5 separate regions of the Mus musculus genome follow, and regions 1, 3, 4 and 5 are each linked to region 2. Evidence: chromatin loops called from intact Hi-C (ENCODE). Cell type or tissue: heart. All regions are shown on one strand.

Region 1 (5,000 bases), 1.3 Mb before region 2:
TGTCCGGCCTCTTTCTTTTTTGTTTAAGAACCTGATTCACAAGTGGGCTTTCCCGAAGCCCACATTCCTGGTCGGTCGACCCACTTTATTTGAGAAGCATTTCCATTTTCTGTTATGCTGCCTGACTTTTTTTTTTTTTTTTAATCTTTCCTGTTTGTGTGGCTTCCTTTCCCCTCTGTTCTCTCTCACTTGCTAACCAGCAAGGTTAGATACTTGTGAGAACAAATACAAACAAGGGCAGATTCACCCGTGCCTTTACTTCCTTGCTTAGAATGTAGAACATAAAAGCCGGTGGGCAAGGGAGATGAAAGATGCTTGAGGTGGACAAGGGATGAAAGTCTTACTAGATCCATAATGTATGTGTGATCTCCTTCAATTGAGGCAGGAAGGAAGAGTTGCAGGACCACCAGAAACATATGTAATTTTCAAATCAAAGTGTAGTATATTTCAGTCTCTCCACTCTCCCATGGCAGGCGACTTTACCTTTTAAAGTTGCAAGCTTGGCTGTGAGCCCATTTCTGCCTCTCGTGTGCTCTTATTGAAAGAGATTTTCATTTGGGAGTACATTTCGAATCTCAAATGGGTTACTTCAAATCCATTATAATTTTTTCATATTTCATGTTCTGTATCCAAATAGAGCTGGAAAAAAAAAGGCACTGAGTTAAAGGGGAAAGGGTTGCCAGGAACATGGCTTTTATATTCTCTGGGTTTCTCTCCAGATTTCTGTTCTTTTGCATAATGGCTCCAATCTGTTGTGCACCTGTAGTTCTGGGAAATGATTCTTTTTTAATCGCTTCAACAGAGACATGAGTATTGGAGTTGCCAATTACTAAACTGAAAAAAAAATAGTGCACATTCAGAAGAGTCTCTAATCCACTTTTAAAACAATTAAGATCAGCATTGTGTGTTTGGCACACAAGCCTATAACACATACCCATCTGTATAAGCAAAATGTAAATTGAAAGAAAATATCTGAATGAAAAAGCAAGATCTTAGGGGTTCCATTTACTGACCAGAGAGACAATGGTGAAACACTGGGTTGTTGTAGTAACTTGCATAGTGTTACACTTATAAAACCCTTGCTCCTGGATTTGTGTCGGCAACTCGAAATCCCTATGCTCTGCTAACATCTGTCCCTTGTACTTCTGGTTTTCTTCCTATAGAGTGTATTTCTTCATAGATGAGCTTGCAGAAACACCAGCTTAACGCGTCTTAAGAGGAAGACTTCAAGAAGTTATTTATTTGGGAACTTACTGAGATGACCTGAACTCATTCATCTCAAAATACAAAATTCAAGCTTATAAAAGAAGACTTGTTTTTTTTTTTTTTTTTTTTTTTTTTTTTTTACACACTGAGTCCCCAAGGGAGGGAAAAAAAAAAAGTAGAGTTTGAAGTAAAAGAAGTGGGTATCAACTGTGAACGTCAATGAGTTTCTTCCATGTTTGCGTGTCTCAAGGATCCACAGGTTAAAGACACAGAATAATTCTCGTGAAGTCTTTATCAAAGAGAGCACTCTCCAGGCAGCCATGGAGGTGAGGAAGTCTGGTAATATGGAGGCGCTATTAGGATTCTTTGAGTGTAAATATCACCTACAGTAACAGCTAATGAGCACATTTCATAAGCATGGAAGGCTTTTGATTTGTAACTCCTACTACATGCTCTGCCAATTAGAAATGCAAAAGCCGTCTGGCGTTAGTCTCCCTTTGGAGTACATAGGAACAAATGTCAACGCTGGAGCAATGAATATTTTTTATCTAAATGGAGATTTCAGAAAGAAAACATCCATTTTAAGCAGGTTGTGAGTTTAATAAACATCAAAGTCTGAAAAATTATTAATTCCATTTGGACATAGGGTATCTACCAACCCCAAATTTGTACACTGGAAGATCTGAGAGAAGTATAATCTTTCTAATTTATTTTCCTGAAAAATATAGCAGAGGGGAGCCTTAAAGTGGCTCATTAACTTGTTCAAGATGATTCAGTATGAAACTGGGGATCTCAGAAATAAACTACCACAGTCATAATTTTTAATAAAATATCTCTTGGTATTTTAATATAAATCTTTGGTAAGTAAATATATTATCAGACTTGTGACTTATGTTCTTTTTACAATTATTAATTTTATTTTATTAGAAAAAGGAATTTTATATTAGAAAAAAAATTCCACCTTAAAAGGGTCACCAGCTTCAGTACCTCTTGCTTAGCCCACAAGGTGGCGATAGTCTACAACAAATGGTATTTGGTTTTCTTTTCCAGTTAAACTAGGAATTTGCAAAAGTTTTATGTCTTTCCAACGATATGTAACAGATTTCTCTTACCATTTTAAGGAATCTGTAAACCAATTTTTAAATATTTCAATATTACTTGTATTTACACATTTTCAAGCCCGCAGCTAATTTTTAAGCATGTGATTTTGTTAGCTTAATCCAAATACTATTAGGATATTTTAAAAACGAGAATTATCTTTGGCTGCTTTTATTTGTCACAGTTGAGAGCTCAGTGCAACTCAAATGGAGAAAGAAATCACAGACGTGCAATCTATTGAGAGAATTACAGCATCATTGATTCATTTGCTATGCATGGTTTTTGTTTTGGTGTGTGTGTGTGTGTGTGTGTGTGTGTGTGTGTGTGCGTGTGTGTGAATTGCTACTTGACACTTGGAACTGGCTTTAATTGCTTTTCCAGGTTTAAGGTATTTCCCTTGGCCACAACAAAAAGTTAAAAAGGATGAGGGAAAAAAAAAAGTTTGGTAGTGGAGTGGGGGCGGGGCAGGGTGAGGAAAATGTTCAACCACCAGGGGGCAACAAAAGACAAATTTTAAAATAGATTTAGCCAGACAGTTTTTTTTTTTCTTCTTCAGTGTGTGATCATCCCAAATGTAAGTGACTTCCCAATACAATGTGATTTAAAAGCCATATTTTGAAGATGTGTTATTGCTTAAGGTAAAGTATAGTAGCACAATTTCATGAGTTTAATGAATACTGGAGTTAAAAGCATATTATCTTAGTCATCAGGAGGCACGCACGACTTTGAAGAAGGACGTTTGAACTACCACCAACAAGCATGCAGTTTGTTGATGAGTAGGCAGAGATCGGAGGTATCCCCCAGCTTCTATTACAGCCAGAAGATGAGAGCCAGGTTTCCAAAAGTGTTGGGAGTGAGATTTGCTCCTGACTTTACTGTAAACCTGTAAGGCCCTGTACCGGACGACGACTTGTGATTTGCCAGTACTCCTTCCTACTGACAACTGGTAGTTAAATTTAGAACTGAGATGGCCCATGACAATGCATCAGGGCTGAGAAATGGAGACTTCTCTGAGTCCCTGACACTCAGCTGTCTGCAAAGTCCTATGCTGTTTCCCAGTCTTCCCCTCCCACAGCATTTTCCAAACATACACAGATCAGGGGATGCATATGCTCACGTCTGGAAAGATTAACAGAGCCATGTCCACGTATAGGGATGAGTCTGTTCTCTGCCCTTGTTGCCGACCGGATTGGAGATTGAGATAAATCTGAGTTTGAATTCTGATGTTCTGAATTTGTCACCTCCTTACTTTATGACCTTAAGAGATCTAGGACTGTCACTGGGCCCCAGACTCCTTGTATGAAAAAATCGACGATGGCAAACCTTGCAAAGACTGAAGGTAACAGATTGAAGGTAATCAACAGGAGAGGCTGCTAATGTGGGAAACATTAGATATTGAATGCAGTAAAGAAGGAGCTAAGAACACAGTTGGGAGTCCTCAGACTGTAGTGACTTCATTCTGACTAAGCATTTCTCTTGATGCCATATACCATCTCAAGGAATAGTGCCCAGAGAAAAAAGCCCATTTTTTAAATATTGCATCTACTTGACACATAATGATTGTGCGTGTTTTGAGGATGCAGTGTGATGTCTCAGCCTATGCATTTTGTTGTATCAAGCATTTAGCTTTATTTTCACGTCACACATTTAGCCTGAAAAGATCAGAAGAATGGAGATAATTCAGAGCTCATGGAGAAAACTGCACGTAGTCAAATAGCCGTAACCTCAGCCTTTGGAGGTAGAGAGTGAAGGGATGCTGGGGCTTGCTGGTCACTTCCCATCTCCAGATTTAGTGAAGAAACACTTTCTCAAGAGGATAATGTGAGGAAGGAATTTGGGAAGCCTAACATCATCCCATGGTCTCCATCAAGCACATAGCAACAAGCAACAAGGCACACATATATGCAAACACACACACACACACACACACACTCACACACACGTGCATGCACACTACATTCACATAAACATATGTACACACTTACAATGAAAACTACTTTTAAAAAGGGTATACAATTGTAAATAGGTAGGTGACGTTAATGTGTGCTGGTAGGGCCTCTCAGAGGACAGCCATGCTAGGCTCCTGTCTGTAAGTACATCATAGCATCACTAACAGTGTCAGGCCTTGGAGCCTTCCCTTGAGATGGATCCCAAGTTGGGCTGGTCATTGAATGGCCTTTCCTTCAGTCTCTTGTCCATTTTTGTTTCTGCAGTTTTTTTTTTTTTTAAACAGGAACAATTCTGGATCAGAAAATTTAACTGTAGGTTAGTAACCTAGTCTTTCTTTCTACTGGAGGTGGACTCTGGAGTTCCATCTATCCACTGTTGGGCATTTGTCAGTAAGATTTTTTTGTGAGGAGCGGGTGTGGCAGCAGTCCCAAGATGGCGCCCGGGACTGCAGCTAAGTCTTATGACTTGCACCTGACTTCCTCATACACCTGAAAATAGCCACGACCATCGTGAGAGCTGCACAGGTGCACCATGATGCTGGCGGTGTAAACAAGTCCATATTTGGTGGAGACATGCCCCTGCCGCCCTGATTGGCTGAAGCTGCGTGCCTGGTGAGGTGGTGTGGCCTGCTGTGAGTGGATGGGGGCTGAGAGTGTATAAGCAGACCTGCCAGGATGCCCAAGGTCCCTGTAGCAGCATCGAGGCGTTCCTGCAATAAAGGCTGTTGAGAAGAATCCTACCGTTTG
Region 2 (5,000 bases):
ATCCTAAGCTTCAGTAAAGTAACTTCTTTTAAGCAGAAGTGCATTAGGTAACCTTTCCCAATAACAACAAATGATATTTTTTTTTCAAACTCTCCAAGATGGGCTATGTTCCGTGGAAAGCTGTTTTGGTGCTGGCCAAAACCAAAACAGAGCATGTTTTCATTCTCCGTTATGTCAGAGTTACCAACACCTTTCTACTGTCCTCACAACACAATGGAAATTAAACAAATTTGTTCTTGTAGCACTGGCTTACAAGGAAGAAAGTTATATTTAGAAAATGTCAGAATACCTACTTCTGACTCTTCTAGTATCCGCTGTGCATTTGGGCTTTCCCAATGGCAGTAGTTAACAGTGAGCCAGAATACGTGATGTTTTGGCAACAGATGTCTACTCGATGAATCGGGAGAGGAAGGAGCAGTGGAGCTCGCAGGGGAACTGGGTGGGCTGTGGATGTAGCCCTCACAGGTTTTCTCTTGATAAAGATACTTGATTTCAATCGTCAGAACACCACAAAAGGAAATGTAATCAGAGTACTCATTTCTTCCTATTCATCTGGCTCCTGGCACGACTGCCACTTTGACCCATGTTTAGTAATCCACTGCATTTTGGCAACGGTATCACCTATTCCCAAATATGACGTATTTACACATTAGATGGGGCTATGGAGAGTGGCATCGCTGTGTGAGGAGTTTTGCTCCTAGTGGCTTGAGAAGTTTGTATGAGTCTGTGTGCTGGCAGGTTTCAGATGGGTTTCTTTACAGGTTAGGAGTACCCCTTTCAACCATCAAAAAAGATCCACTCAGGAGCCAGGATGCTCAAGAATACTTCATCTTTGAAGAACACCCCTTACAAATGACAATCCACAGATGAGATTTTTAAATCCTACTACAACAGAAAGGCTTACATTCAAAGCACAGAGAGCTCTTCCCTTGGTCTGTTTATTCTCTAAATCACATTAAGGTTTTATGAGGTAGAGTCTGATCAAGAGAGCTGCTGTATCAGTAGGCTGACAAAGGCTGAGTCTACACAGGTAGCAGGGCACATTCCTGTGTATTAAAAAAGACTAATTCAGTAAGACAAAAAGAAAATACCAAAACCAGACCAGAAAAACATGTAATTCATTTTGTATTGGCCTGTCCCTGGGCACGGGGCGTGTCCTGGAGTATAACTAATATACCTTGAGGGTAGAGAGGTAGGAAGGATCTGGAAGAAGTTGTGTAGGGGGTGGGGGAAGAATGTGATTAAAATAAAATGTATGAAAAAATGTTTTAATTTTTAAAATACTGATGGGATGTTGGAGCATTTTATATTCAGCAGTGAAAATGTTGTCACTTCATTAGCTGAGCCTAGTTTTCAAGATTCTATGTGATTAAAATATATTATGAAAGGCTGTTTATCGTCTCTAGACTGTAATTGCCAGGACCAGATCTATAACTTTTAGAGTTCAAATGTCTCCCTTTTTTTTGTGATAGCACACATTTATGGGGTACACTGTGATGTTTTGATATACCGATAGAATCAAGGATGATTAAATTGAACTAATTAACATATTCATCTCCTCAAATACTTAAATACTTATCAATTTTTGCAAAGAATATTTTTTATTAGATATTTTCTTTATATACATTTCAAATGCTATCCCGAAAGTTCCCTATACCTCACCCAGCCCTGCTCCCCTACCCACCTCCTCCCACTTCTTGGCCCTGGCATTCCCCTGTACTGGGACACATAAAGTTTGCAATACCAAGGGGCCTCTCTTCCCACTGGATCATCTTCCTAGGGTAGATAATCAGCCTCCGCACTCAATGAAGTTCATGGGTTCTGTATAGGCCTTTATCCTCTGACTTCTGTAATCAAGTTATAAAGTTCACTGTGGTCAATATGATAATTATGTGAGAACTTCAAAAGACAGATGCAGTTTTCTAAGGACTGGACACTGTCCCTGAAATAAGCAGCTGCTGCCCACAGATGAGTGCAGCTCTCAGATCTCATTAAGGACGCTTCTTGAATTGACACAGGAGCTCACAACGGGTTGAAGCTCAGAGAATAGGTATCTAGGGAGTAACTCAGTCATAAACAGAACATCTGTATCATAGCCTCCAAACAGGCTCAGGGAACATGACAGGAGAGGAAACTGAAAGATCTAAAAGCTAGAAATCCAGAGGGACTGAAAAGCAGTGTCTTTGAAAGGGCCATGGTACTCATGAAGTCACACAGCTGTGGTTGCCCACATAAGACCTGAAGATCAACCAGATTCACTGTCCACCATACCATGGAGTATGGGAGAGCTTTGTGAATTCCTACAGCCAGCTGAGGCGCTCTTGACAGTTGCTAGGAAACTTAAAGTCTGTTTTCTTCAGGGATGGGGCCCATGGTAGGTTGACTACACTCCAGTCAATAGCCCAACATCCATGCATGTGAGGGCAGCACAAATTGGATCAGTGGAATACTTCAAAAATAGTGGACATGAAGTTGGGAAGGGGTTAGAGTGTGGGGGGGGGCGGTGTTTTGAATCGAAGTAGTTGCGGGGGATGAATGGAAGGGCGGATATGATCAAAATACATTGTATGCACATATGAAAATCTCTATAGATAAATAAAAGTGTTATGGTTTCTTTTTAAAAGAAATTCAGCATTTCCGTTTACCTCACAGAACTTCCTGCTGCCAGCCCCACACTCCAGAGAATACAGGAGGGCGGTAGCAGGAATAACCTACTGTGAAGTTCTGATAGCCACCAGCTTCCTGTGCGGGGCCAATGGGACAGGCTTCAGTTATCTAAGACAATTAATTCATTTGGTGCCAACTCCTGTGGCCGTTAATTGTTCAGCGTTTCCATGTTCAGGAACTCCTCCCCGCGGACTGGCTGCCTGTGACGTCACTGCCATTCTGAATCATGCAAATGAGGATGTCATATCCTCTGACTCAGGGCGCTTTATTTCATTGATTATTTTAAGACTTTCAAACACAGGGTCGGGCTATGGTTAGATCTGACTCCGTTAACACGTCGCGTTTCTTTTTCTCACAGAGCTCCCTTCCCTACTGAAACAGGCTGTCAGGTACGCACAGAGGACCCTTTCATCTGACTTTGAAAGGCGCGCTCATTTACTGGCAGGGAAGTTCTCCTCTTCTATTTGGAGGCCATGATCACCAACCTTGCCAAATTTGGCGAAGCAACAAAAGGCTCATTTCTATGTATATTTTGCTCCTTGTTTTCCCTAAGGAAAGGGCGAGTCAGGATATGCACACACAGCACACCGAACTGAAATAGCCTTCCTTGTTTAAGTAGCTCCGAAACTACTCAGTAAAAGTTCTCCGGGTTTCTGCCTTCAGACCATCAGTTACCAGTATCTTTTATGCACTGGCTAGGTAGCCTTCCTAGAGATCAACTACCTTTGCATGCTTGTATTTTTTTTACTGAAAGGCAGTGTGTATAGATTTCATAAAGCCAGACATTAAGAGTATCAAAGAAATCCCATTATTGCTACACACTAGTTGTGTGACCCTAAGTAATTTACTGAACCTCTCTAAGCCTTGGCTTATCCATGTATAATATGAGCACAGAACAGCACTTGTCTCATGGAGTTAGCTGTGAGGGTTGCTGGGACTCGGTGTCTGTAATGTAGCCATGCCAGCGTGTGGGGTGGACAGCACTGTAGCACTCTGTGCTGATCAACTGCCTGTACTATGTAAGCTCTATGCAAATCAGTCTTTAAATTTAGTTAAGTCTTAGAGAAACATGTGTTGTTTTGCACTTGCAGAACAAGACAGAATAGCACAGAGTTTTATACTGTATTTAAGAGTCATTTACTCAGGTGCCAAGGAAGCTGCGCCCTTGAAATCTCAACATGGCTGTCTCAACAAGACCTGGATAATCCCATCATCAGCTGGCATGCCAATATAGATGTGGCAATCTCATGGGGCCTCACCTCTTGATGAAGAACTGAAAGGGAGTCACAACTGCCAAGAGAGAGACAATTAGCCTTTCCTAGGAATTATATTTTAGTTAAATGAAAAAAAAAAAGACAAGATTTTTTTTTTAAAAATCTCATCTCTTAGTTGATTGTGGGGCTCAAAGTTCTCATCTGTCAAAAAATAATCTGTTTTTCTCTTAGTTTTCTAGTTTCTATGTGGAGTTTCAATGCTACTTCATCAAAACAAACAAAACACTCAGTTCATCGGGTAAAGTCTAGGAGTCATTCTAACTACCAAGAATTGACAACAGTATTAGAATTCGTATGAAATACAGGCAGCAAACACAGACTTTGCTAACAGCACACTGTGACACTGTGTGGAAGGCCTGAGTCTACCCTCTTCATCCGTCAAAGGACAATTTTGATCCACATCGCCTCACGGGGAAGTAGGTACTCCCACATAAACACCCGCTCCTTGGGACAATAGAGGCCTAGCTGTTACTGACTTTCAGGTTCACATCCAATCCCAGGCTCTGAAGATTTTCATCCGGAGCTACACAACAGAACAGGGCTCATGTGTCAACTGAGACCTTGGACGTATAAAAAATGTAGGAGTTTATATTTTGCCTGGATTTACTCTAATTTAAGTATTTAGTAGGTGTGTGAGAGAGAGACAGACAGACAGACAGTTAGATTCAGGGCTGTATATGAAAGCCAGAAGGTAGCATCGGTGAACTCCATTTTACTATCCACCCTTTCCTTTGAGACAAGGTTTCTCTGACATTTTCTCAGGTAGGCTGAAAACCAATAAGCCCCAGCCATTCTCCAGTCTCTGTCCCCCATACAGCTGGGGTTAAAATGCAGAGAAGCAGGGAACCCCTGGGTCTGTAGATGTCGGGATCTGAACTACAGTTCCCATGGTTCCACAGAAACCCCACATGGAATTATACCACAGCCTATCCTACCATGTTGCAGAACGGCCTGCCAGGGTCTCCTTCTGCCCTCTGGGTGCCCAGTCACTGGTGAGCACTGAGCCTGATTTCAAGGATCAAAGCTGATCCAGGTGTGTGGGTTCTAGGATCTCAGCCG
Region 3 (5,000 bases), 78 kb before region 2:
AAGAGAAGAAGAAGGAAAAATGCTTGAACCCAACCAGAACACAATAAAAATAAAGTTATACACATATTATTTAAAAGAATCTTTGAACTCCTACAAAACACATTGAATTATGGTTTCTTTTTAAATTCATTGTCAATTTAATATCCTTTACTTTAAAATGAAACCTTTAATGACAATTTCCAAGTTTTGACACTTGAAAGAAACCAGTGAGTCTGATTTTTACTAGAACGAAGTTGGAAAATATTGCAAACAAGAAAATTGAGAGTATTTAACTACTTCTAGAATTTTAGAGTTGGTGAGAACTTCAGACCATGCAGCTCAATATTTTTCAAGATGTATTTTGCTTTACTGTATGTTCCATAATAAAATCCCCTTCCCAAGATATGTTGAAGAAGCTATGTTTTAAGCATCACTTATTGAGGACTGTCTGAAGAAAAGAAGGAATAGAGGAAGAAAAGAAGGGATGGAAGGAAAGCCCCTTCTTCTTCTTCTTCTTCTTCTTCTTCTTCTTCTTCTTCTTCTTCTTCTTCTTCTTCTTCTTCTTCTTCTTCTTCTTCTTCTTCTTCCTTCTCTTCCTCCTCCTTCTCCTTCTTCTCTTCTTCTCCTCCTCCTCCTTCTTTTACTTCCTGTTTCTTTCCTTCATTTTTTGAAAGTCACTTCTGCCCATCCCTTGAGCAGCAAGCACCAATCCACGACACTATTAATGATACTCTATTATACTTACAGACAGGAGCCTAGCATGGCTATACTCTGAGAGGCTTTACCCAGCAGCTTACTGAAACAGATGCAGAGACGTACAGCCAAACATTGAATATAGGTCCTGGGCCCTTATGGAAGAGTTGGGATGAGCTGGGGGAAGGGTTGTAGGCCCTGAAAGGAATGAAAACCCCACAGGAAGACAACAGTGTCAACTAACCTGAGCCCTGGGGGCTCTCAGAGACTGAGCCACCAATCAAAGAGCATTCACAGGCTGGACTGGGGCCCCAAGTACATATGTAACAGAGGGTTCCTTGTCCTGCCTCAGTGGGAAAGGATGAACCTACTGTTGCAGAGGCTTGATGCACCAGTAGGGTGATACCCAGAAGGGCTGCACCCTCTCAGAGGCAAAGGCAGTGTGGGGGAAGGACTCTGTGAGGGGAGGACTAGGAGGAGGGCAGCATTAGGGAGAGAGAGAAAGAAAGAGAGAGAGAGAGAGAGAGAGAAGAAAGAAAGAGAGAGAGAGAGAGAGAGAGAGAGAGAGAGAAAGAAAGAAAGAAAGAAAGAAAGAAAGAAAGAAAGAAAGAAAGAAAGAAAGAAAGAAAGAAAGAAAGAAAGAAAGAAAGAAAGAAAGGAGGCAAGCAAGCCAGCCAGCATTTCTTGATGTAGGGTGCGGACTAATTGGTAGAGTGCTGCTTGCCTAACATGCACAACACACTGGACTTGATCCTCCAAAACTCTATGAACCAGACGCGATAATGTTCCAAGGATTGTCCCAGCTATTATTTCCCTATGGTACTTTGAGAGACCACTTGAGAAGGCTCAGTAATGAGCTTATACAGGTACCTAGAGCCAAGTCATTATGAAAACATTGCCATAGTTCTGAATCTACAAATGAACACCCACAGACTTGATGCCCAAACTCTCTATACCCCTCCAGAATCTGGCGTGGGTACAGCTGATATTTATTCCTACTGGTCAGTGACAGGCTGACCGGGCACTAACTGTACTACAGTTCCCTACCACAGACAACACTTTGCCAGATTGGAGGTCCTCAACCAATCCATGTGACTAATTCGGTGGAAAGCGACAGAGAGGAGGCAGGGCAAACCCAGACCGCTGTTTTAACTTTACTCTTTCCCCAAACTCAATCATGAGTCCACGTTAGAGGAAACGTTGATCTTCTTAATTTCGCAAATGAGAAAATTGAGGACCAGAGGACTGAAGTAACTTACTTGAAGTCAGATAGCTGAAAAGAAGCCAACGTGGGTTGAGAATTCAGTCGTTTTCAGTGCTAAAGGCCATGCAGTGGCTGAAATTTCCTAAAATGAAACGGTGTTCATCCCATCTCTCATGGAGTGGTGAGAACCTGCAGCGTACATGCATCAGTTAAACTCCTCATGGTGTGCCAACACCAAACCATAGCTACTTTAACTTCGGATCTGTCATACAACGTTTTCATCCGGGTAACAGAGGCGGTCTATGGAATGTTTACTATGTCTAAAATCTTTAGAGCGTGCTGTCTATAATGCCTTACTGGAAATTCACCTCTGAGCTAGTAGTAGCTTAACATCACGTGGCCGCTTTGGGACGAGTCCAAGACCAGAACCCGAACCCCTTTCCGCTCAGTGGTGCTCCTTCCTCCAACACCACACTTTTGCTTTTTGAAGGAAGTGTCCATGTTTTAGCACAACCCAAGCCGCTCCGTAATCAGGATGCTGACTACAAATCTACTTTTCTTAAGGACAAGGTGTGAATAACCTCTGAATAAAGGGCCGTGCGATGGCCTGCTGTAGGTTTGAGGAAACTGCCCCCTGTCGGGATGCAGGCACGTGGTGTTTAAAAGACACACTGAACTGTTAAAAGCTCCCTGAAGTTCAATGAGGACTAAAGGAGGTTTGCAAAATTTCTGGTACGTGGAAACAAAACGCTTTGCCATATGCCTTCTTAAAAAAATTATTTTCCAGCTGCAGTCAAATTCACTTTTAAAGACTGGATCTGCAGTATCAAACCTCAGCATCCGGCTACTCAGAGATGGCCCTAGGGTGGATCTATTACAGGCTAAATAATGTCTACTAAGAAACTGGGGAGCTGTATTCCCTGCGCCTCTTTCTCAAACCCCGGCAGACCACCAGTGCTCAGTAGTTACTGCTGTGTGGTACCAGATAAGGTTACAGCAGGGATCGGGAAGTGTCTGTGACTCCGTTTAAAGATAAATTGCTACATTAACACAGAAGGGTTTTGCAAAGGAAGCACGCAATCACGTTGCCATGCTTTTTCTTTTTTTTTTTTTTTTTTTTGGATCCAATTCTGAAAATAAAGGAAGTATCCTCAATAAATCATCTTCCTAATGGAAATGACAGAATTATTCTCCCAGGGGAACAGCACAGACCACTTCACATCCCTCAGAATGGGAGTAGGAAGGAAATGGGGACATAGTTTCCTTGGAGGATCTAAGGATCCTGGACATCTGTTCCCCTTTGTCCCATACAAGTCACTTGTAACAATCTTTAAAGTCATTGTTTATATGCACAGGATAAGCTCCTTCTCAAAAATGATACTGTATCTTTGTTAAATTAAAAATAAAATCTGTTTCTATAGTTCACTACAATGAAAAATAGCATGTATCCAAGTTAAAAAAAATTGTGAATTCTTGTAAACTGCCTTTTTATTAGCAATGTTAAAAGATAAATGCAAAAAAAGACCAGTTGGTAATGGTAGCAGAACTTGGAGAAGGCACCGTGTGATTGTCTTCCCTTGTCAACGTTCTTCTTTTCAAAAACATTCTATATACTCATAATTAAATTATCACATGCTGGCATTTTAAAAATCACTTACCTCTACATCATGTAAGCATCAGGGAGGGCTTTACTGCATCTCAAATTCTCACTAGAGTCGTGTGTGTGACTCAAAGCTTTAAAACCAGGCCTAACATTCACCCCCTTCACCACTTGTGTTTCTTAATTAAGAAATTCTAATGAACTTTGTGCACCTTTTGGCAAGAACAACTTCAATTCATTCCTTTTTAAATGAATCTGTTAGAAGTCAAGGCTTCTTTTCTATTCCAAGCCTTAGGAAGTGCCACTCCCCACCCAGCTTCTGATTTCTGAGAAATTCTTGCCCAGGTCACCAGGGAGTAAGAGCCAGTTTTGAGGTCACCAGGGAGTAAGAGCCAGTTTTGAGGGAGAGCCACGTATACAAAAGTCTTGGGATTTTGGTTTTTTGTTTTTAAATGTGGAGGAAATGTCATTTGACTAAAGCTAGGTAAATGGCACTGCATATGGATTTATAAATTCTGCTGAAACATTTGACCAGATCCTTTGGAAATTTTTCCCATCACTGAAGTCTGTCATTTGTTTCATTTTGGACATGGTGGCAAGGTGATCCAGGACACTGACCCAAAAAATCTTAGTGGCTTTGTGTACAACAACAAATTAATAAAGTAAAGGAATTTTTTTAAAAAAAAATTCAGTGACTAGCCCATTTCAATCATAGATAGATAGATAGATAGATAGATAGATAGATAGATAGATAGATAGATAGATAGATAGATAGATAGATGGAAATATATAGATAGATAGATAGAGATGGAAATATATAGATATAAATATATAGTATATTTTCCATTCTAAGTTCTTTCACTAAATATTTATTCTGCAAACAAAGATCCTAGGAGTCTCTAGGACCTTTTCAGAATGTCTCTATGATTTCCACATTTTTCCATTTAAGCAACTTCATAAAACCAGAATTACCTTTCATGTTTGAACCAAACAACATATTGTAATAAATCCACAAAAAATAGACAAGAGAACTTATTTTTCATTAAGTTAGACACTGCTAAGATTTGAAAGGTATAAAATAATTCCAACATTTTCCTACTGTGTTTGGAAAACGTACCTTTCACAGAAACATTTTTATTCTTATTTGTTTATAACTTCACACATGGGTACTGTATCTATACCATTTCTGCTTCCCCTTCTCCCATCACACTCTTCCCATTACCCCCACCCACCACCACTACCACCATTCCCTTTGGAATCCATCACCTCCCCTTTCACAGTTATTATTATTATCTGTATACAGCACCCAGAGCCTGTTTTTTTTTCCATTTTTATTAGGTATTTAGCTCATTTACATTTCGAATGCTATACCAAAAGTCCCCCATATCCACCCACCCCCACTCCCCTGCCCACCCACTCCCCCTTTTTGGCCCTGGTGTTCCCCTGTACTGGGGCATATAAAGTTTGCAAGTCCAATGGGCCTCTCTTTCCAGTGATGGCCGATTAGGCCATCTTTTGATATAT
Region 4 (5,000 bases), 670 kb before region 2:
GATTCATAGATGGGACATGAGACCATGGTAAGCAGGCAAAACCAGACAGAGAGATGACATAGAAGCCATTCCTCTTTGTGAAGCAGAGGTCAAGATTTACAGAATTAAAGCACAAAGAAAGGAATGCAAACTCACCTACTATTATGTTTGTGGTCTAAAAAAACATATAAAATTTTTCTATAATGTGCCAACAGAAGTGAAGGGGACTCAACTTCAACAAGACCAAGGGGTAAAGCAAAACAGCCCCACACTAGTGTAATAAAAAGTGCAATCATCACACGCATGATCAGCCCATGTCCCTTGACAAACCAAGTCAACAAGCAGATTATACAACTCCTATTTTGTTTTATCGAGAGTCCAATATTAGTGATCTCAATTTCCTTGATTATCCCTTTTTTGTTTTTGTTTTTTATTAGATATTTTCTTTATTTACATTTCAAATATTATTCCCTTTCCTAGTTTCCCCTCTGAAAAACTCCTCTCCCCTCTCCCCCCCCCCCTGCTCACCAACCCACCCACTCCCACTTCCTGGCCATCAGATTAAATCTCAACAATATCCTATGAGTTACATGCCAGCACATCAGTGGTAAAAATAGAAATCTGCACCGAGTGTCACATTTTACATAGGTGTTAAAGAGTAGTTCAGAGAGTAGACCATATATAGAGTGGGGTGAGCTCCAAGGCACTGCTTTAAAAGAATATTGAACATCAAAATCCATTAAAGAGTTTATCAAGGTAGAACTGAGGACAGACATGATGATAGTATGTTGACACTTTGTGTATAAATGAATAAGCAATATACCTTCCTTATCCTTTATCCTAAATCTGTGTATATAGTTAAAATTGATTTCTACAATAAATGCCAGTCCATGGTAAGAAATACGGATAAGAGAAATGTAGAGAAGGCTCATCAGCTATTGCTTTTGGAGAAAACATAAGTTCCAACTACAGTGCCCACATCAGACAGCTCACAACTGCTATAACTTCAACACCAGGGAGTACCTGGCCATCTGTCCTCTGTGAGTATAAGAACTCAGGAGCAGGTGCCCACAGAGAGGCAGACACATAATAAACAGTAATATGTCTCAATCTTAAAAAAATATCAAAACATAAGTAAAATTTACAAAAACATTAAAAAGCAAAGCACTATTTAAATTCACTCATTAAAATTCCCACATTAAAGTAACTTTACAAAGGTAGATGACAACCAGCCCTATTGCAGTGATTTTGCCATTTTGGAATTCATATATTTTGAAGTTGCACCAATAATCTAGACTATTATTATAGCAATTGTCCTTGTATAAAGTTTCTTTCTATTTTTCTTTGCTTCTTTCTTTTCCATATATTTTACTGTTCCTTTCTCCTTTTCTTTTTCTCTTTTTATTCCTTCTTCTCTTTTAAATTATTTTGAGACAGTGTCTTTTTGTAGCACTGGTTGTCCTGGAACGAGCTACTTATATGGAGATGGCCTTGAAGTTGCACATTCTCTTCCATCTGCTTCCTAACTGCTGAGATTAAAGCATGTGTTACCAATCCAATCTACAATTATAGTTATATGGTTATAGATTATGTCCTTATAAACACTTTATAGTTCTCCCTCATTTCTCCATCATAAATGTAAAATAGAATTGTTATTTTCTGCATTGTGGACTTATTTCCGTATCACATTTACTAAAACATACACGCAAAATATAATAATAAAAGATACTTCTCAAGAGTTTTTCATTTCCTTTTAAATGGAAATACATTTAAGACTTTAGATATAACATGGAATCAACAGAAAACTTAACTTCTCTTGTTTGCTTTACAGTGTGAAACTGTCTCACGACTACACTTTATCATAATCTCACCTTTCTGAATTCATTATTGTGAATGTTTAGCATTATTTATAGTTATTAACAAGCAACTGTATAATATATGATGCACATACTACCAGCTACCATGCCATCTTCTTTAAGAAAGCAAAGGCTGCCTCCAGTTTAAAATTTTCCTTTGATTTGGCCTTTCTTGGAAACTGGTCAAACACTTGCAGAATGTGAGATGGCACACACAATAGAGCTCTGTCACATAAGTATGACTCAGGGGCTGATAATTTCTGAAAACTGCTCTGGATACTTGTGTTCTCATTAGGATCAGAGTTATTTTTATAATTTCCTACAGGAAAAATTCAGGACAGGACAAGGTTCAAAAGGAAGGCCAGGAAGAAAAGACACAGAGGTTATTTTTTGAGTTAATTCCTGCAAAATTGTCTCTCTGGCACCATGCTATTTTAAGGACCAGATTGTTATTCTTGAAAATTAGATCATGTTGAATTAAAGAATGTGATACAGAAAAGATTCTTCCATATGGTAAAGTTATTTCATAGAAATATTTTCAGCTGTACAGTTACAATAATAAATATTAAAAGTTAAGCATCTGCATTTAAAGCATAATTGTTCTATTGAGAGAAATAATTAGAAAGGAATGCATACCCTTGCTAATTATAAATAATAATCTAAGTAATTAGAGCTATGCATCCCTAAGGACTTTCTAAGCACAAGGCAATCAAGTTCCAGGTGGGTACGTAGTTTTTAAAGTAGTCTGCAAGTGAGACCTCACAAAAGGTACTTGGCACAGCTAGAATGAGCAGATAGTGCTTCTAATTGTAATGGAATAATTTGACAATAATAACTCACATTTAAAACCTGATTTAGAACCGAGAGTGAACAGATGTTCATGAAATTCTTCATATAGACTATGCTCCATTGTCAATTCCTTTTACTCCTTGGAAAATGATACAGACTCAAGTAGGAAAGGACACACTGTTCCAAACAACAATAAGAATGGAAGCTTAGCTCTGTGTCATTTCCTGAATTTTCGTGAATTCATCTTTATCTTTGTAGTCTAGCTCATTTCCTTTCCCAAATTAGAACAAAATTCAAAAGTTATTTATAGTTTCATTCAGCTAAAATTAAATCAATTACCTGTGATGCTTCATGCTTCCTTCTGGCTCTAAGTGTTCATCGTGACCTTTCTCATAGAGGGAATTGCAGCATATTTCTTATTAGCTTTCTCTCTAAAGATAAGCTTAGTATGTGTGTAAGAAAGAACATATTGGGATACTTAAAGTGAATCCAAATGCCCAGTAAGCATGGCCTGAAATTGAGAGAACGTTAAATGTGAGAACAGAAGCATTTCAGAAAAAGCTCATCTTGTCTTCATTTTAGGTAGTAAGGAATTATTTAGTTATATCAATGAAATAACAATAACACAAATAGCATATTAATTATAATTTGAGACTCAATGTTTAACTGTGTTTCCCGGGCACATTACAAAAAGACATAACTTTAAAATATGGACTACAGGCATGTAATTGGTAGAAGAGAAGTCAACAAAATGTGAAAATAAGAGTGGTGATAATCATCAGAAATGGTTAAGTCTGTAAAGGAGAGTTATTTGAAGCTAAAGTAAAAGTTGTCTAATTTTATTTTATTAAACTCAAGATAATAGAGAGAATTTTACTGAAATATCACATAGGTTGTTAGAAACATAAATCCAGAATTCTTTGAGATCGAATGCCAAGGAGCATACATAAACTCTTGAAAACAGATGTAGTGCATGTCTCTGTGTGTGCCTGTTGGGATGAGTATAAGACTAGACAAAGAGATGAGTGTAGGACTAGTCAACGCTTTGACAGATCAAGAATGAACCCATGACATATTGTAGAGCAGGAAGAAAGAAAGAAAGAAAGAAAGAAAGAAAGAAAGAAAGAAAGAAAGAAAGAAAGAAAGAAAGAAAGAAAGAAAGAGAGAGAGAGAGAAAGGGGGAGGGAGGGAGGGAGGGAGGGAGGGAGGGAGGGAGAGAGGAAAGACAGAAAGAGAGAAAGGAAGGAAGGAAGGAAGGAAGGAAGGAAGGAAGGAAGGAAGGAGGGAAGGAGAGAGAGAGAGGGAGGGAGGAAGGAAGGAAGGAAGGAAGGAAGAAAGGAAGGAAGAAAGTGAGCGAGCAAATAAAGAAATAACCCAGTGACATCCATAAGGAAGAACCATTCAACAGCATCTATTGATCTTGAAGCAGTTTTAAGACTACCAGGTTGAGGAGAGGCCACTCTTGTATTTTAGTGCTGTGATGCCATAGATGGAAAACAAAGTCAGAGGGGAAGGGAGAATGTATTTAGCAAAATAACTTCAAAAGAAGTGAATAAATAATAGGAAATACTCTGAAAAAATAAAAAGTCATTATGAAAAGAAGGCAATACCAAGGGAGGGTGAGTGTTTTTAGAAACTGTTTTTTTTGGGGGGGTTGTTTTTTTTGTTTTTGTTTTGGCATGAAGGACATTAGACACTCTTTCTAAAGTATCATCACATAATGATCACTGAGTCAAGCTCTGGGGAAGAATACATGCTGGAAGATGCCTTGCCCTAGTATCCCTCCATGTGCTTGAACATTAGACCCATCAGGAGTAAAAGTAGTTATATTCTTCTTTTTCGTGAGATTTCACTATGTCAGAGCAGAAGCTTGCAGAATTTCAGGATTCCCAGACAGATTTTGTCACAGACTCTTAACTGTCCCCTGTATGCTCCTAAAAAAGAACCATTTAAAAACTGCTGCCTGGATTCTGTGTCCATTCATCCCTCAACTAATGATTTATTAGCCATCAAAAGCTGCTTGCACTGCCCATTTCCTTCCAGGGTGTGACAAAGGGAACACAATACCCTTGCACACCACTGCAGCACTGCACACCACTGCAGCACTGATGTGCACTCTCCTGTGAGATTTCCAGTGCAGCGAAATGAATTCGTGTTCTATGACACATTTTTCAATCTATTCACTTTCCAGTTGATTCCAGATAGCCTTCGCAGGAGAAGGGAAATACATTCATGCAACTACTGTTTTCAGTGCAGAGAGGCATGCAACTTCTTGACAGACAGAGGAAGAAACCCACGGCAGAGAGGGGAGGATACGGGGAAAGGAGAAATGACTTGAGTAAATGAGCATGCGTTAGATGATTTTTTTCTCCTTCA
Region 5 (5,000 bases), 360 kb before region 2:
ATTATCACAGATGTTCATCAACTAGTGAATGAATAGACAAAACTACACGTGCACATGTGACGAAATACTATTCAGCAATAAAAAGAACTAATGGACTGATTCATGACATCATGTGGTTGAACCTGGAAAATGTTATGTTAAATGAAGGAAGTAATTCAGGAAATGTGGATATATATGTGTGTGTGTGTGTGTGTGTGTGTGTGTGTCTGTGTCTGTGTGTGTGTGTGTCTGTGTGTGTGTGTGTGTGTTTTCTTAATCTGTGTCTATGTGTCTGTGTGTGTCTGTGTGTGTCTGTGTGTGTCTGTGTGTGTTTTCTTAGCATGGAGAACTTGAGGCATAGTGGCTTAGAATCCCAGGAGACTAAGACAGGGAGATCTCTGAGTTCAAGGTCATATGGGACAAAGCATGGTTGGCACACACCTTTAATCTGGGCCACACCTTCTGCTGGAGATCTATGTAAGGACATTGGAAGAAGGAAGACTCTTCTTTGCCTGCTTGCCTTGTAGGACTGAGCAACTGCTAGATCCTTGCACTTCCATTCACAGATGCTGCTGTCCGTTGTTGGGGAGTTGGACTATAGACTGTAAGTCATCAACAAATTCCCTTACTATATAGAGATTATCCATAAATTCTGTAACTCTAGAGAATCCTGACTAATACAACACAGTTTACTTATATCACATAGATAAGGAATTCCACAGAGACAGGAAGTGGATCAGTGGTTGCATGTGGTTCAGGGGATGGAGTGACTGAAAAACAGCCTATCACTAACAAAGGGCTTACTTGGGGGAGATGAGAATTTTATACTTACAATTTATATATCCACACATAAAAACAAATTGAGAGAGAAAGGTCAGGAAAAAAAACTTACTCTTCCATTGATGACAATTTGATAAGCTTTATGATTAAGGTTTTTATTCTACTAGTCAGGAAGGCCTGATTTATATAAAAGAGTTTCAACCTCATGTTAGGCCCAGGTTTGTATTAGTAAGCAAATGAGAATATCTTGTCAATTTTATTTAACCTTATGCTTGTTTTTAAATATAACTATTCAAAAATGTATGCCACTTACAAATATAAATTTATGTGTAAACAAGTTTACCAAACAAAGAACGACTGTGGTTTTAGTACATGCAATGTAGCAAACATGTATATTTATATTTGAACTTACTATGTAGATGGCATTTCCTACCACTTCATGCAATGTAGTAAATATGTGTATTTATACTTGGATTTACCATATAGATTGCCTTTCATACCACTTCATATGTTTTCCTTAAAATTCTTGAGCCAGAGATTGCATGTGATATTTTTATTTCTCTGTAAGAAGGCAGAGTGAGTGTAATTCGATGATTTATCTAAAGCCACCTTGTGAAGTTTTGGTGGGTATGATTAGGGGTTGAGGGAGTGTACTTGATCCCCTCAGATCCTTAAGACCTGTATTTGTTCTTCTGTGGGTTTGCATTTTATATAAAGTTACATCTTCTCAAACTCTTGCCATTACAGGTGGAGGCCTAAATGATTAACTTGAACCAATTTGTGGCAGGCAACAAAAGGGATAAACCATGCCTCTCTGCCCCCTCTACTTCATGCTATTGTAGTTTTACTCCATAGCTCCAATTGCATCTTAAGGCTCACCTCTGAAATTTCCAGCCATGAGTCTACTATAACTCTGTGTCTAGAACACCTGTTCTGGTTGTTTTGTCTATAGGTGGGTGATAACTTTTTTATCTGCTGATTTCCAAAGGACCCTCACTCCTTTATTCTAATCGATTCCTATAACAAGTAACTTCCATTTTAATAATTTTAAATTATTTTCATCTTCTGTCTAGATGCTAATTGCTATTTTATATGATCAGTGATGTTTTAATCTGTAAAATCATTAAGCCCGAACCAATTTGTTATTGATTAAATATTTTCACCATTTGCCTAGAATGAGTCATAACTTTGAATGTTGATGGTCCTTCATATACAACTGACATAAAATATATTTGCTAACTTTACTTGTATTCCCTATATTTGAATTCCTAAAATTTGCCTATAGGCTCTTTCAACTACAGTACGAGAAATAGTACAATGAAAAAAAAATTACTGATTACCAGTTAAAATGAAAGAAATAGAATAGACTTCCTGTGCAGCTCTGAAGAATTTCATGACCGCAGCATTCTTTATCTTCAGCTCTGACCAAACAGGAGAGTTCACCTGACACTGGAGTCTTTAAGAAATAGCATGGGCTAGGACCATGCCTGGGCTGCCATAGAGTTCCTGATAAACATGAAAAACTGAAATTTTAAAACAATGAGAATTTGGGGAACAGTGAAACAGATTTCAGCTGTGAAATTTGTTGGTATGCAACTAATTATTTTGGATGACAAGATTTTAAAAATCATTTTTATAAGTACATGTGCGTGTAGTATGTATAGATAGCTATGAAATGTATATAACTCATATATGTCATTAGATCATTCCATTGGAGTATACTTTTCTAAGATCTTTATATTTTACACTTCAGAAATTTCAAACAAAACAGTGAGTCCAGACTTTAGTGTTTAAGGGGTGAGTGTGTTTATAGTTCGGGAGCAAATCTACAGATACAATCAGAAATAAATAAATTCTGATGACCCACTAACTCCTGACCTCTTTCCAGTCCACACTTGCCCAGGTCTCCAGCAACACCTTTCTACTCTCAAATGCTATGGAGGCAACTGTGTCAGATTGTAGATGTAATTAAGATCATGAACTACTTGTAATGTTATTGCTGTTGTTGTTATTATTGTTGTTAACATAATCATTAATTCAAACCATTTTGTCACATATAGCTGCTTGTTTTTACAGCTACATACTATTTTGTGTACTACATCATCTTTACCCATCAATCAATTCATAAACCCTTAGGATGTTTTGATTTCTTCTTTATAAAATAGTTCATTTAAAAGTATTTGTAAAATGTTCAATTAACATGAAATCAGTGTCAAAGGATATTAAAGTAGCTCAAGTGATGTCAACTGTGCTGTTTTTCATCTTTTACAATGCTAGGTGCTTCAGATGAGCTGATAACTCTGAAAAAATTAGCAGATTATACAACCTCTTTAAGTATTCCTTCCTAAATAAAGTAGATTAGCATTCAACGATCCCGATCAGAGTCATTCTTATGCCTTGACTTCTTGTACTCTTTCAAATTGTTTGTAAAGACCTTCTATACAAACATCACAGGAAATCATTGATACATGCGTGCATATGCACACACACACACACAGACACACACACACACAAGACTAAAGGGTGTGGATAAACAAGGTTACATTGTCTCTAAGGCTATGGAGAAAGAGATGGGACAATGGAGAGCTTGGGAGCAAGTCTACAGATACAGAAATCAGTTTCACACAAGAAAGGGCAGCAATGTAGGAAAGGGAAGGGTACAAAGTGATTGCAGAATCTTCCCTAAAATGAATGCTTTGAGGCAATTTCAATATCTGAATAACAAAAAGATTGTTAGCAGTAAATAGGACACTAAAAAAAAATCAATTATTCATGTAAAACAACTACAGCTGACTTCCACATTATTGAAGGAAATGTATTTGTCTGCTTCACTCCAAGTGTACATTATTTTTAAAGGAATGTTACAGAATTCAGCCAGAATGGAACATGAGAGAACATTATGTAAAAATCACTTCTTGTTTCAAATCTCTCAAAATCCCTGAGCCCTGTATCAGTACAGGCTCCTTACGAGGATGGAGTTCGGAACAATGTATAAAGCACAAGCGTTTGCTGTAACGATAGTCATTCTTGATTCACATTTTCATAACATCCTATTGTAATGTCCCTACCATGTTTATGCTGAAACACAACAAGGCTCTGTCAGGGATCCAACAAATGTGAAGGAGTTGGAGTCAATGTGGAATTCTCGATGTTAATATTTCCTTTCTGACCAAATGAGCTCCACATGTTTTCTGCTGCGACGAATCTCCTTCCTGTGGAATTAGGCATGCTCTGACTCATTCTTTATTTTTTGAGCACAACAATTTAATCCAGAGTAGTCCTCATTTCACATAGCCTGGGGCTCTTGGTTCATCGCTGTCTGCTGGCATTAGTGCTAAGCTACAGGGCAAAGGTGTGGAATTATAAGAGAAAGGTTCTCAGTACCCAGGTGCAGGCAAAAAAGCCTTGGCCAGTGACCTGCTAGAGAAAGGCTGTAGGTAGCCTGAGTCTGAAGAGAAAACACTGCTCAGATATCTGTTGATCTGTAGGTGTGATGAAATGCTCCAGAACAAATTTATGACATTTACATTAGACCTTTGGATTTAAATACGATGTGGCTAAATCTAAACAGCAATAAAGTGGAGCATGGAACTCCAGTGTGAATGTAAGGAGATGGTCATGAAGCTAAGGAATAACGGCAGAGATTCAAAACTAGCTCTTCAGGCCAAGAACTGGGTCTGAACCTTTTCACTACTCCTTCTAAAGCAGGTTGTTGCATAGGACATGAGAGCACAGATTAAAACATGAATAATGTTTTAATTACAGGTCAGAAAACTCAAGTGATTGTTAAGTCAGCAAAGCTGAGATAGCAACAGCTTCATCTACAACCAGCTCAGGTCTCAGTATCCTTTATCCTAGGCCTATCATTGTCTCCATCACTTCGATCACTCATGAGAACTAGATGCAGCCCATCACAGAACTCTGTAGAGTTTATAATAGTGAGCAAATATGGCACTAAGCAGAAAGTGAAAGACAGTAGGTATTTAAAGGACTGAATCATGCATTTTTATTTTTGTTGCCACCCTATCTAACGTGGTGTTCCAAGCATGATGATCCAGGCTGTGACCTACAGACTGTCTAGGTTTCTCTATTTCTATTTTCTTGTGAGTCACAATCACTGAAGAGGCCTGGTGCACGACAGGATTACATTGACAATTTGAAGAGCTTGTATGCCAGATAATGGAAGGGTAGTAAATGGCTGAGTGCAAGAGTGGGGAAAATGTCTTTGTGATTGGGAGGCT

What was found. Hi-C counts contacts between places; a loop is a spot of excess contacts. Peaks named below come from ENCODE experiments on the same cell type or tissue, not always from the same donor. Only the 100,000 strongest peaks of a DNase experiment are listed, where the experiment ranks them.
Region 1: it touches region 2 in a loop (2.8-fold over the local background); 5 of 42 quality-filtered maps call a loop at or near these places.
Region 3: a loop joins it to region 2, with 14 times the contacts of the local background. A loop is called at or near these places in 3 of 42 quality-filtered maps.
Region 4: a loop joins it to region 2, with 3 times the contacts of the local background. A loop is called at or near these places in 2 of 42 quality-filtered maps.
Region 5: a loop joins it to region 2, with 2.4 times the contacts of the local background. A loop is called at or near these places in 3 of 42 quality-filtered maps.

The regions. Positions count from the first base shown.
Region 1 is chr16:85,805,038-85,810,037 of GRCm38, forward strand. No RefSeq gene overlaps it. Among named protein-coding and RNA genes, the nearest start is that of Adamts1, 4.4 kb to the left of the region's middle. In heart, CTCF peaks have their summits at 2,207 (motif pointing right) and 2,812 (motif pointing right); a DNase peak (open chromatin) is centred at 2,784; H3K27ac peaks cover 683 bases.
Region 2 is chr16:87,125,579-87,130,578 of GRCm38, forward strand. Gm32865 (predicted gene, 32865) reads right to left here and starts at 2,861. Exons shown (of 2, transcript NR_153792.1): 1 at 2,646-2,861. In heart, no CTCF peak of the experiment used is centred here; a DNase peak (open chromatin) is centred at 2,813.
Region 3 is chr16:87,047,121-87,052,120 of GRCm38, forward strand. It overlaps Gm38477 (a long non-coding RNA gene), which reads right to left and starts at 2,163. Exons shown (of 5, transcript XR_876202.2): 1 at 1,932-2,163. In heart, a CTCF peak has its summit at 2,538; no DNase peak of the experiment used is centred here.
Region 4 is chr16:86,452,163-86,457,162 of GRCm38, forward strand. No RefSeq gene overlaps it. Among named protein-coding and RNA genes, the nearest start is that of Gm32357, 220 kb to the left of the region's middle. In heart, no CTCF peak of the experiment used is centred here; no DNase peak of the experiment used is centred here.
Region 5 is chr16:86,762,277-86,767,276 of GRCm38, forward strand. No RefSeq gene overlaps it. Among named protein-coding and RNA genes, the nearest start is that of Gm32461, 42 kb to the right of the region's middle. In heart, no CTCF peak of the experiment used is centred here; no DNase peak of the experiment used is centred here.